Linked DNA regions of Homo sapiens: region 2 is linked to region 1. The links are chromatin contacts, found by Hi-C or POLR2A ChIA-PET in ENCODE. All regions are on one chromosome and are shown on one strand. Each heading gives the region's core, a stretch centred on a gene start or an enhancer-like site at or near the end of the contact. The rest is flanking DNA. Distances are from core to core; before and after follow the strand shown. Region 1 overlaps SEC23IP (SEC23 interacting protein). Region 2 holds the start of EDRF1 (erythroid differentiation regulatory factor 1).

Evidence for each region. Hi-C counts contacts between places; a loop is a spot of excess contacts on that map. ChIA-PET counts read pairs that join two places held with the same protein, here RNA polymerase II (POLR2A). Pooled maps may share reads with other maps.
Region 2: a map of psoas muscle shows a loop between it and region 1 (9-fold over the local background). The contact joins the promoter of EDRF1 here to the enhancer-like site in region 1. A Hi-C loop is called at or near these places in 1 of 168 maps with a recorded cell type or tissue (psoas muscle) and 4 of 50 pooled maps. POLR2A ChIA-PET finds 5 or more read pairs at or near these places in 1 of 52 experiments (CD4-positive, alpha-beta T cell).

Annotation. Positions count from the first base shown.
Region 1 is chr10:119,916,749-119,922,376 of GRCh38, forward strand. It overlaps SEC23IP (SEC23 interacting protein), which reads left to right. Exons shown (of 19, transcript NM_007190.4): 9 at 1,088-1,296; 10 at 1,645-1,763; 11 at 2,696-2,848; 12 at 4,141-4,236. Among named protein-coding and RNA genes, the nearest start is that of SEC23IP, 27 kb to the left of the region's middle. RefSeq lists an enhancer at 5,077-5,246. Within about 2 kb of position 3,188, at least 2 of the 41 ENCODE cell types and tissues checked have a DNase peak (open chromatin) inside an H3K27ac peak, as active enhancers do.
Region 2 is chr10:125,716,612-125,722,239 of GRCh38, forward strand. It overlaps EDRF1 (erythroid differentiation regulatory factor 1), which reads left to right and starts at 3,098. Exons shown (of 25, transcript NM_001202438.2): 1 at 3,098-3,304; 2 at 4,593-4,801. The coding sequence starts at 3,197. EDRF1-DT (EDRF1 divergent transcript) reads right to left here and starts at 2,882. Exons shown (of 5, transcript NR_033847.1): 1 at 2,811-2,882. RefSeq lists enhancers at 2,214-2,323, 2,804-2,883, 2,999-3,981.

The sequences.
Region 1 (5,628 bases), core at 1,938-4,437:
GAGTAATCTTCCCTCTTTAAAAATAAAATAGAAATCTTTGCATATGACTTATATAGCAACTAACTCTTCAGAGAATCCCAAAATTCATAGTATAGTTATAGGCACAAATAACTTTAAAAAAAAAACTGAATTGTTTTTGAGACAGCATCTCACTGTCACCCAGGCTCTGGAGTGCGCTGGCATGATCATGGCTCACTGTAGACTTGGCCTCCTGGGCTCAAGTGATCCTCCCACCTCAGTCTCCCAAGTAGCTGGGACTATAGGTGCAAGCCGCCATGCCTGGCTAATTTTTAAATTTTCTGTAGAGATGGGGTCTCACTGTGTTGCTCAAGCTGGTCTTGATCTCCCGGGCTCAAGCGGTCCTCCTGCCCTAGCCTCTCAAAGTGCTAGGATCACAGGCATGAGCCACCACATGTGGCAGCACAAATTTTTTTGGTTTACCTTTATTTATACTTTTAATTTTTTTTTTGATGTGGAGTCTCGCTCTGTCACCCAGGCTGGAGTGTGGTGGCACAATCTCGGCTCACTGCAACCTCCACCTCCTGGGTTCAAGCGATTCTCATGCCTCAACCTCCCAAATAGCTGGGTGTACAGGTGTGTGCCATGACTTGTGGCTAACTTTTGATTTAAATTTTTTTTTTTTTTTTTGAGGTGGAATCTTGCTCTGTCGCCCAGACTGGAATGCAGTGGTGCAGTCTCAGCTCACTGCAACCTCTGCCTTTCAGGTTCAAGCAGTTCTCCTGCCTCACCCTCCTGAGTAGCTGGGATTACAGGTGTACACCACCACACTCGGCTAATTTGTGTATTTTTAGTAAAGACGGGGTTTCGCCATGTTGGCCTGGTTGGTCTTGAACTCCTGACCTCAAGTGATCCACCCACTTCAGCCTCCCAAAGTGCTGGGATTACAGGTGTGAGCCACCGCATCTGGCCTATCTTGATTTATTTATAATGACTATCTACAGAAACAACTCATAGTCTGTGGGGTTTTCTTAGTGTATTTTCAGGAGTCAAAAATCTAAACTTTAAAAAAATCTGTAAATTTAAGGTAGATGCTGACTGAATGTGCTGTATTTTTCTTTTTAAACAGGAATATTAAGAAAATCACTTTGCCAAGTATTGGTCGATTTCGTCACTTTACCAATGAAACTTTGCTAGATATTTTATTTTATAACAGCCCCACCTACTGTCAGACAATTGTGGAAAAAGTAGGAATGGAGATAAACCATCTGCATGCACTCTTTATGAGTCGGAACCCAGACTTCAAAGGAGGTGTCTCTGTTGCTGGTCACAGTTTAGGTAAAACTGTCAAATATTCACATTTTAAATACAATTTTTGTTGAGTCATAACTGCTTTCAGTGTAGGTGATATTGTTAGTGCAAAATTAAGAATTACAGATTTTAAGTTTCAGAAAAGGTAGAAATGAATGCTCTGAGTTTAGATTCTGCCTTTTCTATATTCACCTCTAGTATTACCTAGGGAATGCTATGTATTTTACTTTATTCTGCTGTTTGATAAAATAATTAATTATCAGGTCTTGAATAACATGTAACTTCTGTATGACTTTTGACTATAGACAGTGAAAAAAGAATTAGTGTTATAAAAGTACCTACTACATTATAAGGCAAAATGTTTCTTTTTCATAGGTTCTTTAATATTGTTTGACATCCTGTCTAATCAAAAAGATTTGAATTTATCAAAGTGCCCTGGACCTCTTGCTGTTGCTAATGGAGTTGTGAAGCAGCTACATTTTCAGGAAAAGCAGGTACGTCTGTACGTGGCCAATTAACATTTCGATTTAGAGTCTATGGAGCTGAACAATTTTCAAAAGTCTGAACTGTTTCTTGAAACTTTTGTTTGTTTGTTTGTTTGTTTGTTTGTTTTAACTGAGCCTCATTGGTTGCTTGGGCTAGTCTTGAGTTCCCTCCTGGCCTCAAGCGATCCTCCTGCCTTGGCTTCCCAAAGTGCTGGCATCAATAACTCTTCAGAGAATCCCCAAATTCAGAGTACAGTTATAGGCCCAAATATAATAGCTTCCGTGTCCAGCCCTGAAACTGGTTTTACATATTAAAGTACACCGAGGTTTAGAAATGGAATGGAATCATATAGCTCATTATTTGAGTTTCTCACTCTTCTTCTTTATGGGTTATAAATTTAAATGTGAAAGTTTGTGATTTTTAAAAATGTAAATTATAGGAAATGGAGACTTGAGTGATTTATTAAATTTATATACTTTTCAGAATATTCAATTTTTTTTTTTTTTTGAGGCGGAGTTTCACTTTTGTCACCCAGGTTAGAGTGCAATGGTGTGATCTCGGCTCACTGCAACCTCCGCCTTTCGGTTTCAAGCGATTCTCCTGCCTCAGCCTCCCGAGTAGTTGGGATTACAGGCGCCTGCCACCAAGCTGAGCTAATTTTTGTGTTTTTAGTAGAGACAGGGTTTCATCATGTTGGCCAGGCTGGTCTTCAACTCCTGACCTCAGGTGATGCACCTGCCTCAGCCTCCCAAAGTGCTGGGATTACAGGCGTGAGCCACTGGGCCTGGCCAGAATATTCAAACTTTGAATGGCAAAGTACTGTGCCTAAAATTATGATTTCTGTGTAAAGCAAAATTGTTTGAGAGTTTTCGTAGATCAGCAGTCATTATATGGGAGTTTTTCTGAGCTTGTAATGTTTTTCATACTTTTTTTTTTAAAGATGCCTGAAGAGCCAAAGCTGACTTTGGATGAGTCGTATGACCTTGTTGTTGAAAATAAAGAAGTCCTAACTTTGCAAGAAACTCTGGAAGCACTTAGCCTCTCTGAATATTTTAGCACTTTTGAAAAGGAAAAGATTGATATGGAGTCCCTGGTACTGATCATAGTTTGCTTCATTTTGTTTGAAATTGTTTTTCTTGTGTAGATTGAAAATTAAGAATAAACATTTTCGTATCAAAATACACTCCAGAGTAGACAAAGACTGAAATGTTTTAAAAAATTGAAAAACACAGAAGAATATTTTTTTATAATCTGAAAGGCTTTTCTGAGTATGATGCAAAATCCAGAAGCCATCAAAGAAAAAAATTGTATAACAGTAGACACCATAAACAACATCTAAAGGCCAGTGATACATTTGCAACACACATTATAGACAGAGGGCTTACTTCATTGATTTTCAAAGCTTCTACAAATCAGTTACAGAAAGACCATCACATCAGTGTGATATGTAAATAGGCAAAGAATATAAACATGATTTACAGAAAAGGAAATAACAAATGGTGTCTTCGCATATGAAAACTCATAAGAGAAATGGAAATTGAAAGTACAATGGGATTTTTTTTAACTTACCAGTTTGAAAAAATAGGAAGTTTGAAAATATGCTATGTGGCCAGGGTGAAGGGAACTAGGCATTGTTATATATTGTTGGTCAGACTGTAAAATATTACAAACTCTTTGGAAGGCAGTTTGGCAATATCTTTAAGAATATAAAAATTACCCTTTGCTTCATCAGTTTCATTGCCAGGAATATTTCCTATAGAGAAATATTCAAACAAGAATTATCTACAAGGATACTCACAGCAGTGTTTGCAAGGTAACAAAACATTAGAGACACCATTGGTGTTGAGGAGTAGGGTGCTAGTGAAATCATTTATGGTGCATCCGCATAACGGAGTACCCTACAGCTGTTGAATGAATGATGCAGTGTCAGAGATACCCGTCTCTAAGGTACATTTACATGAAGAGAGCAGAGTTCATTACTGTGTGCATAGTAGAGCACACACACAGAGAAAAACATGTAAGTGCTATGCATACATAAGACATCGCTTCAAAGAGAGCAAGTTTCCACAGTTGCGCTGAGAGGAGAATTCTATGTTTGGGACAGCAGTGGGAGGAAGATATTTCATCGTATGCTTGACTATAGCTTTGGAATTTTGTATACCATATGTGTATTTTCTGTTAATTAATAGAATGATTTAGGTGTGGAAGCCTAAGATTTTATAGCCTAAACTGATGCATGATTTAAATACAAAATAACTAACTTGTAAAAAGTTGAGTGGCTCTTAGATTGCTTTAGATGATGTGGTTTCTTTATAATTTTCATATTCTCATTTCAGTTCTTCTATCACTAGATTGATTAATGTGCTTGTCTGTTTCCTTTTAAAGCTTATGTGTACAGTTGATGACCTGAAGGAAATGGGGATACCCCTTGGACCCAGAAAGAAGATAGCTAACTTTGTAGAACATAAAGCAGCCAAACTGGTAAAGTTCACCTCTGACTCAAGAAAAACTAAAACTCATGGTGTGACCAGCTCGTTTATATTATAGAAAATTTTAATACTACTATGGTTAGGTAAGCTAGTTTGCTCCCTACCTAGGGCACAGTAATGGAGCTGATGGAAACCCAGACTTAGGAGTCAGAGTTGGGCTTAAGTCCACATTAGGCTAAGTGACCATCCTGGTTTTCCTGGGACTAAGTTCCTAGGATGAAGGGCTTTCAGTTTTAAAATGGATATTTAAGGTTTTCCTGGTGCAAACAGTGGTTAAGTTCTGACAAATAAATTCTCAGCTCAACTGCTCATTAACTGCGTATTAATGAGCAATTTGTATTTGGTTTTATTCATTTGTTTATTTTGAGATGGGATCTTGCTGTGTTTCCCACTGCTGGTCTCAAACTCCTGGGCTCAAGCTATCCTCCCGCCTCAGCCTTCTGATCATGAGTGATTTTCTTAATTTTTCTGATCCTTTGTTTTCTTCATTTCTAAAATGGAATAATACCTTCCTTACAGGATTGGAGTAAGCATGAAATAATGCATGCAAAGCTTAGCACCAAGTAATAGCTCACTTTCTTCCCAGTCCTTACCATCTAAAGAGATGAGGAAAAACATACACACTGAAGTCTTAAACACTAAACAGCAAAAATTGTTAACAATACAAAACAAGGCAACAGCTAAAAAGCATTTAAAACTAGAACAACTGGAAAATATACTTGTTTTATTAATTTTAATTTATTGATCAAATTAATTTTACAGAGGTTTTCTAATTAGAAAAATTAGATGACTCTTAGGGTGGCCGTCTTATTTGTATTGTTATTAACATGCTCTTTGATGATCCTTCCATCTTTTGAATTTCTATGGTTCTATTATTTTACTACCTGTTTGGAACTTAACCTACATCATTTCTTTATATGGGAAATGACTATAAAGTCATAGGACTGATTTTTTTTTTAATGGTTAGCTTAAGGAATTGAGTCTTCTCAGCATTTTATTGAATAGCAGCTACCTCTTTTGAGTCAGGCACTGTGTTCAATTCTTGGGAGCCGGAGATTAACCAAGAGTGTGCTGTCTAGTTGCGGGGAGCACGTTGAGCTCAAATGACAACATACCAGCCCCATAATAGCGTGCTGTGTGTGCTGTCCTGAGGCAGATGAGAGGTGGCAGTTCTGGCTTGTTGAGACAAGCATGGGGTTGGTGAGAGAAGACTTCTCCAAGGTGATGGTGCTTGAGCTTGAAGGAGGGGTAAGGTCAGGGGAGATGGCCTTCTGGAATCTGGCATGTGTTTTCCTGTAGCATCAGGGAAGCTGGAAACTGGGAAGGGCAGAGGGTTCCAAAGGCCCAGGTGGCAGGTGTGGAGGCTTGGATTTTCTCTTGTAAG
Region 2 (5,628 bases), core at 1,848-4,347, 5.8 Mb after region 1:
GTTGAATAGGAGTGGTGAGAGAGGGCATCCCTGTCTTGTGCCAGTTTTCAAAGGGAATGCTTCCAGTTTTTGCCCATTCAGTATGATATTGGCTGTGGGTTTGTCATAGATAGCTCTTATTATTTTGAGATACAGCCCATCAATACCTAATTTATTGAGAGTTTTTAGCATGAAGAGTTGTTGAATTTTGTCAAAGGACTTTTCTGCATCTATTGAGATAATCATGTGGTTTTTGTCTTTGGTTCTGTTTAAATAACTAAAATCAGAGCAGAACAGAAGGAAATAGAGACACAAAAAACCCTTCAAAAAATTAATGAATCCAGGAGCTGGTTTTTTGAAAGGACCAACAAAACTGATAGACTGCTAGCAAGACTAATAAAGAAGAAAAGAGAGAAGAATCAAATAGATGCAATAAAAAATGATAAAGGGGATATCACCACCGATCCCACAGAAATACAAACTACCATCAGAGAATACTACAAACACCTCTATGCAAATAAACTAGAAAATCTAGAAGAAATGGATAAATTCCTCGACACATACACCCTCCCAAGACTAAACTAGGAAGAAGTTGAATCTCTGAATAGACCTATAACAGGCTCTGAAATTGTGGCAATAATCAATAGCTTACCAACCAAAAAGAGTCCAGGACCAGATGGATTCACAGCCGAATTCTACCAGAGGTACAAGGAAGAACTGGTACCATTCCTTCTGAAACTATTCCAATCAATAGAAAAAGAGGGAATCCTCCCAACTCATTTTATGAGGCCAGCATCATCCTGATACCAGAGCCGGGCAGAGGCACAACCAAAAAAGAGAATTTTAGACCAATATCCTTGATGAACATTGATGCAAAAATCCTCAATAAAATACTGGCAAACCGAATCCAGCAGCACATCAAAAAGCTTATCCACCATGATCAAGTGGGCTTCATCCCTGGGATGCAAGGCTAGTTCAATATATGCAAATCAATAAATGTAAAGAATAAATTTTAAATCACTTCATTTTACGGCTCAGAGGTCTGTTTTGTGGACACAGAGACAGAAATGGAGACGTTTTTAAAATTAAGATCATATTGCACATTGGCTTTTTTTTTTTTATACGGAGTCTCGCTCTGCTGCCCAGGCTGGAGTGCAGTGGTGCAATCTCGGCTCACTGCCAGCTCCGTCTCCTGGGTTCACACCATTCTCCCGCCTCAGGCTCCTGAGTAGCTGGGACTACAGGTGCCTGCCACCAAACCTGGCTAATTTTGTTTTTGTATTTTTAGTAGAGACGGGGTTTCACCGTGTTAGCCAGGATGGTCTCGATCTCCTGACCTCGTGATCCACCCGCATCTGCCTCCCAAAGTGCTGGGATTACAGGCGTGAGCCACCGCGCTAGGCTGCATATTGGCTTTTTAAAATTTCACTTATCACTTAACATTATATGATATGCAATTTAAATGTTCTTAAATATTCCTGAAAAACAAGTTTATGGTTGCACAGGGTTTATTTTCTACCAAAACCAAATTTGACTATCCTCCTCCTAGTGTTAGATATTATGTTCAACTTTTCACCATAAAAAACAATGCATAACTTGCAAAAACCAAAAAAGAATTATTGGCTGCAATATTCAAATGAAATGATAAAAATCAAAATCAATACATGTTGAAGTAAATGTCTACAAAATACACTATTATATCAAATTAACTGTTAAATTTAATTCACTATTATTATTTTTTTAAGACAGAGTCTCACTATCGCCCAGGCTGGAGCGCAGTGTTGCCATCTCTGCTCACTGCAACCTCTGCCTCCCAGGTTCAAGCGATTCTCCTGCCTCAGCCTCCCTAGTAGCTGGGATTACAGGCGCCCACCACCACATCTGGCTAATTTTTGTATTTTTAGTAGAGATGGGGTTTCACCCTGTTCGTCAGGCTGGTCTCGATCTCCTGACCTCAGGCAATCTGCCCACCTCGGCCTCCCAAAGTGCAGGGATTAAAGGCGTGAGCCACCGCGCCCGGCCTGTTAAATTTAATTCATAAAATTGTTTTGTTACATTTGAAAGCAATTTGTGAGTTGAATGCTTACTCATCAGGAGCATTCCTGAAAACGGACAGGACAGTGAGTTGTAAGAGCCAAACGTGAATTACAAATTGAGACAGCCAAATTGCAAGAGCCAAGTTAATTTTTAAAAACACTTTCTGTATCTTACGGCACAACAAAACACTTTTACTACAAAACATGTATTGTATAACGGATGTGGCTGCGTTTGACAGTTTGAGATGACACTGAGGAGTGTGAAAGAGAGCCTGGACCTTCAAAGCTTGCAAACGGCCCGGGCTATTTCTCCACCTCTTCGCTACTCAAAGCGCTGGCATCGTTTCCTGGGAACCTGTGAGAAATGCCGAGTCTCGGACCCATCCAGAGCGCCCGAATGGAAACCTAGGCGTTACGAGGCCCCAGGTTCAGCGTCTCACGGGTCCTGCACCACCTGGGACGCCCCGCAAGCAGCGGGCATGCCGGGCCCCCAGAAGACTCCGAAAGCCACCCATTCCCTAAACGGGGAGGGCCTCGTCCGCGCGTCCCAGCGCCCTCCCCGGAAGCCCCGCCGCTCCCACACCCAGGATGGGGCCACATGGGCACTAAAAGGCGGGCAGGAGCGCCCAGTCTCGAGATGGCTGGCTCGCCTTTCCAGTCCGGGCCCTCGGGGTGCCCGTGTGAAAAGATGTGACACTGAAGCCTGGGGAAGAAGTTTGAACCTCTCACTAATTCACGTAACGGGAGCCGCCGGCAGCGCTGACGGCTGCACCTCCCCTCCCACGCGGACACTACCTGCAGGATCGGACGACCCCCAGAACTGTTTGCCAACAAAGACATGCAGGGGGCGGAGCCTGAGCGTCAGATACCGTGAGCGGCGTGCAGAGGGCGGAGCCTAGGAGTCAGATACCGCGAGAAGTAGTCTCCCGAAGAGGTTCGGACAAGCGCAGGCGCACTACAATTCCCGCCCTGGCCGCGAAGGTGGCACCCGCAGCGGGAGGCGGGGCCGGGCCTTCGGGACAAAGATCGCGAGATTTAATGGCGAGTCACAGCTACTTCTTCCTGGCAGAGACCGGAAGTGCGGTCCGCGGAGCGTCTCTGGCGCTTACCCTGCTTTGGGCCTGCGTTGCTGCTGCTGCTCCTCCGCTCCCCCGTCGTATCGCCTGCCCTGGATCGAAGTGATGGGGGATGCCAAGGAGGCCGGAGCCGAGGGTCCGCCGGCCGGGGCCGCCGCTCGAGGAGGGCTCAGCCTCCTGTCCCAGGGAGAATCCGAGGAATCTTCTGCACAGGTGAGTCCTCCGCGGAGGGGGACCTGCCAGGGATGTGGGAGCGGAGGACCCGCTCCACCGGGGAGGGATGCCACGGTTCCCGGCAGATTCTGGAGGCTTCTCCATGTTTCCCTGACACCCCCAAAACAGGGAGTTGAAGTCCATGCTCCAGTCGGCAGGTATTCGTATTAAAAGCAGTTCTGGTAGCCGACAGGTGAATTAGATACGATCTTTCCTCTCAAGGAGGGTACATGTAAATATGTCGTTCCAAAACGTGGCACAGTCGTGCAAAGCAGGAGGGAAGAAACGGTGCCAGGTAGTGACTCGCCGAGAATGAGACCGAACTAATTCACAAAGGGTGTAAAATGTTTGCCATGCAGAAGAGGTACTGCGTGAAAGGTTAGAATATTGAACCCAGACGCCGAACTTGCTTTGGGAGTGTGCAAGTGCAGGCTGTGAGGAACGAACCCCCAATGCCTTTCTATGAAGTTAGAGACTCAAGAGTATTTGAACCATGCATGCATGCATGAACCGATGCATCGATTACTAAATATTTGCATTAAAACAAAAAGCCCAAATGTTCTACCAGACTATTTTATGAATGATGTGTTATTAAAATTAAAATACATCTTTGGCCGGGCGCGGTGGCTCACGCCTGTAATCCTAGCACTTTGGGAGGCCGAGGTGGGTGGATCACCTGAGGTCGGGGAGTTCGAGACCAGCCTGGCCAACATGGCAAAACCCTGTCTCTACTAAAAATACAAAAATTAGCCGGACGTGGTAGTGCACGCCTGTAATTCCAGCTACTAGGGAGGCTGAGGCAGGAGAATGGCGTAAACCCCAGAAGCCGAGGTTGCAGTGAGCCATGATTGCTCCACTGCACCCTAGCCTGGGCGACAAAGCAAGACTGCGTCTCAAAAAAAAAAAAAAAAAGAATTAAAATACATCTTTAATACTGAAAATAGGCTTTACTAAAGTTTGCATCTAGTTAACATGATACCATTGAGTCTCCTTGGTTTCTGCTTCTCCACTTTACATGAATACATTTTAAAAGAGATGTGGGTGGTCCATTTTCTAGCTGATAACCATAACCATCATACTCCTTGACTCATCTTTTTTCTTTGAAGTTGGTGTAAAAGAACTAAGTAAATGTTACCATTTATGCTCAAATTTATTAAGTGCTGTTAGTAACATGTGGCATACGTTCCTTGTGAAGCCTGGTGTGACAGGTTCTTGTTTTCTTTTTATAAAGGTGAGATTTTTCGTTCTTAGTAATTTTCATTAAAGTTTCACCCAATGTGTTAATTAGGGATCAGCTTTATTTCTTGGAGGCAATGAAGTGAAGAGCCGAGCTGTGGTGAAATACTCTTCTGCCCCTCCTCGAACAGCATTTGCACGCCTTGAAGAGAAAACAGACTTGAAACTCCCACCTGCCAACTGGTTACGAGAGAGTGCCAAACTAGGGCCAGCAGGAACTACCATTCTTGGCAACAGCAAGAAAAGCAAGCCATTTTCAAGGTAAATATTAATCAGTGGCATTTTTACCTGCCCCTCCACCCTCACTTAAAACTCTTATTTGCTTTTAAATTCAGTTTGTAATGCCTATTAACTTGTCGAGATTTCTCTTTAGAGAAAGATCACATTTGATTTTCAAAGGCTTTTTATTCTGATAATAGATGATGTTAAAACATGAAGATATACATACAATATCAATTGCATATGCTTCTTTTAAGTCTACGTCATGTTATCAGCAAAGATGAGTTTTGACTGCCAAAGTTCAATCAGCCCTTTCATTTTAGCCAATTTGCATACCTTTTGGATATGTGAATACAAAGGATCAGCTTGGTGCATGAGGAGGAAAACCTTGAACATTCCTTCATCTTTCCTGTGGAGTTTTTCATTAAATGGTGGCAGGTTGATCTGGAAAAGCCAGATTTAAAAACCCAGCATGTTGGGTGACCTACACCTTGACTTTGACACCAGAACTGATGGTGTTCAAAGTTGAGAGAGTAGCCTGAGGTCTTATAGAGAAAAATGTATTAATGTACATACTGTAGGACATTTAATGTGTAGGGTTCTCTTTTCTTCTTCCCCCTTCTCAGCAACTCAATCTAAAATATTTCCATGTAACTTGTAGCAAGAGGCACAAATACACTAATACTTTATGAGCTGGTATTTTGGAAATTATCCTAAAGCCTCAGAAAATAAAAGTTATATTTGCAAAAATGCTGTTTGTTTGTAGCATCATTTATAGGAGCAAAAAGTTGGGAATAACCCAAATATCATTTTTTAAAAGAATGGCTTAATCAGTTGTGATTTGTCAACATAATTAAATGTTGTGAGGA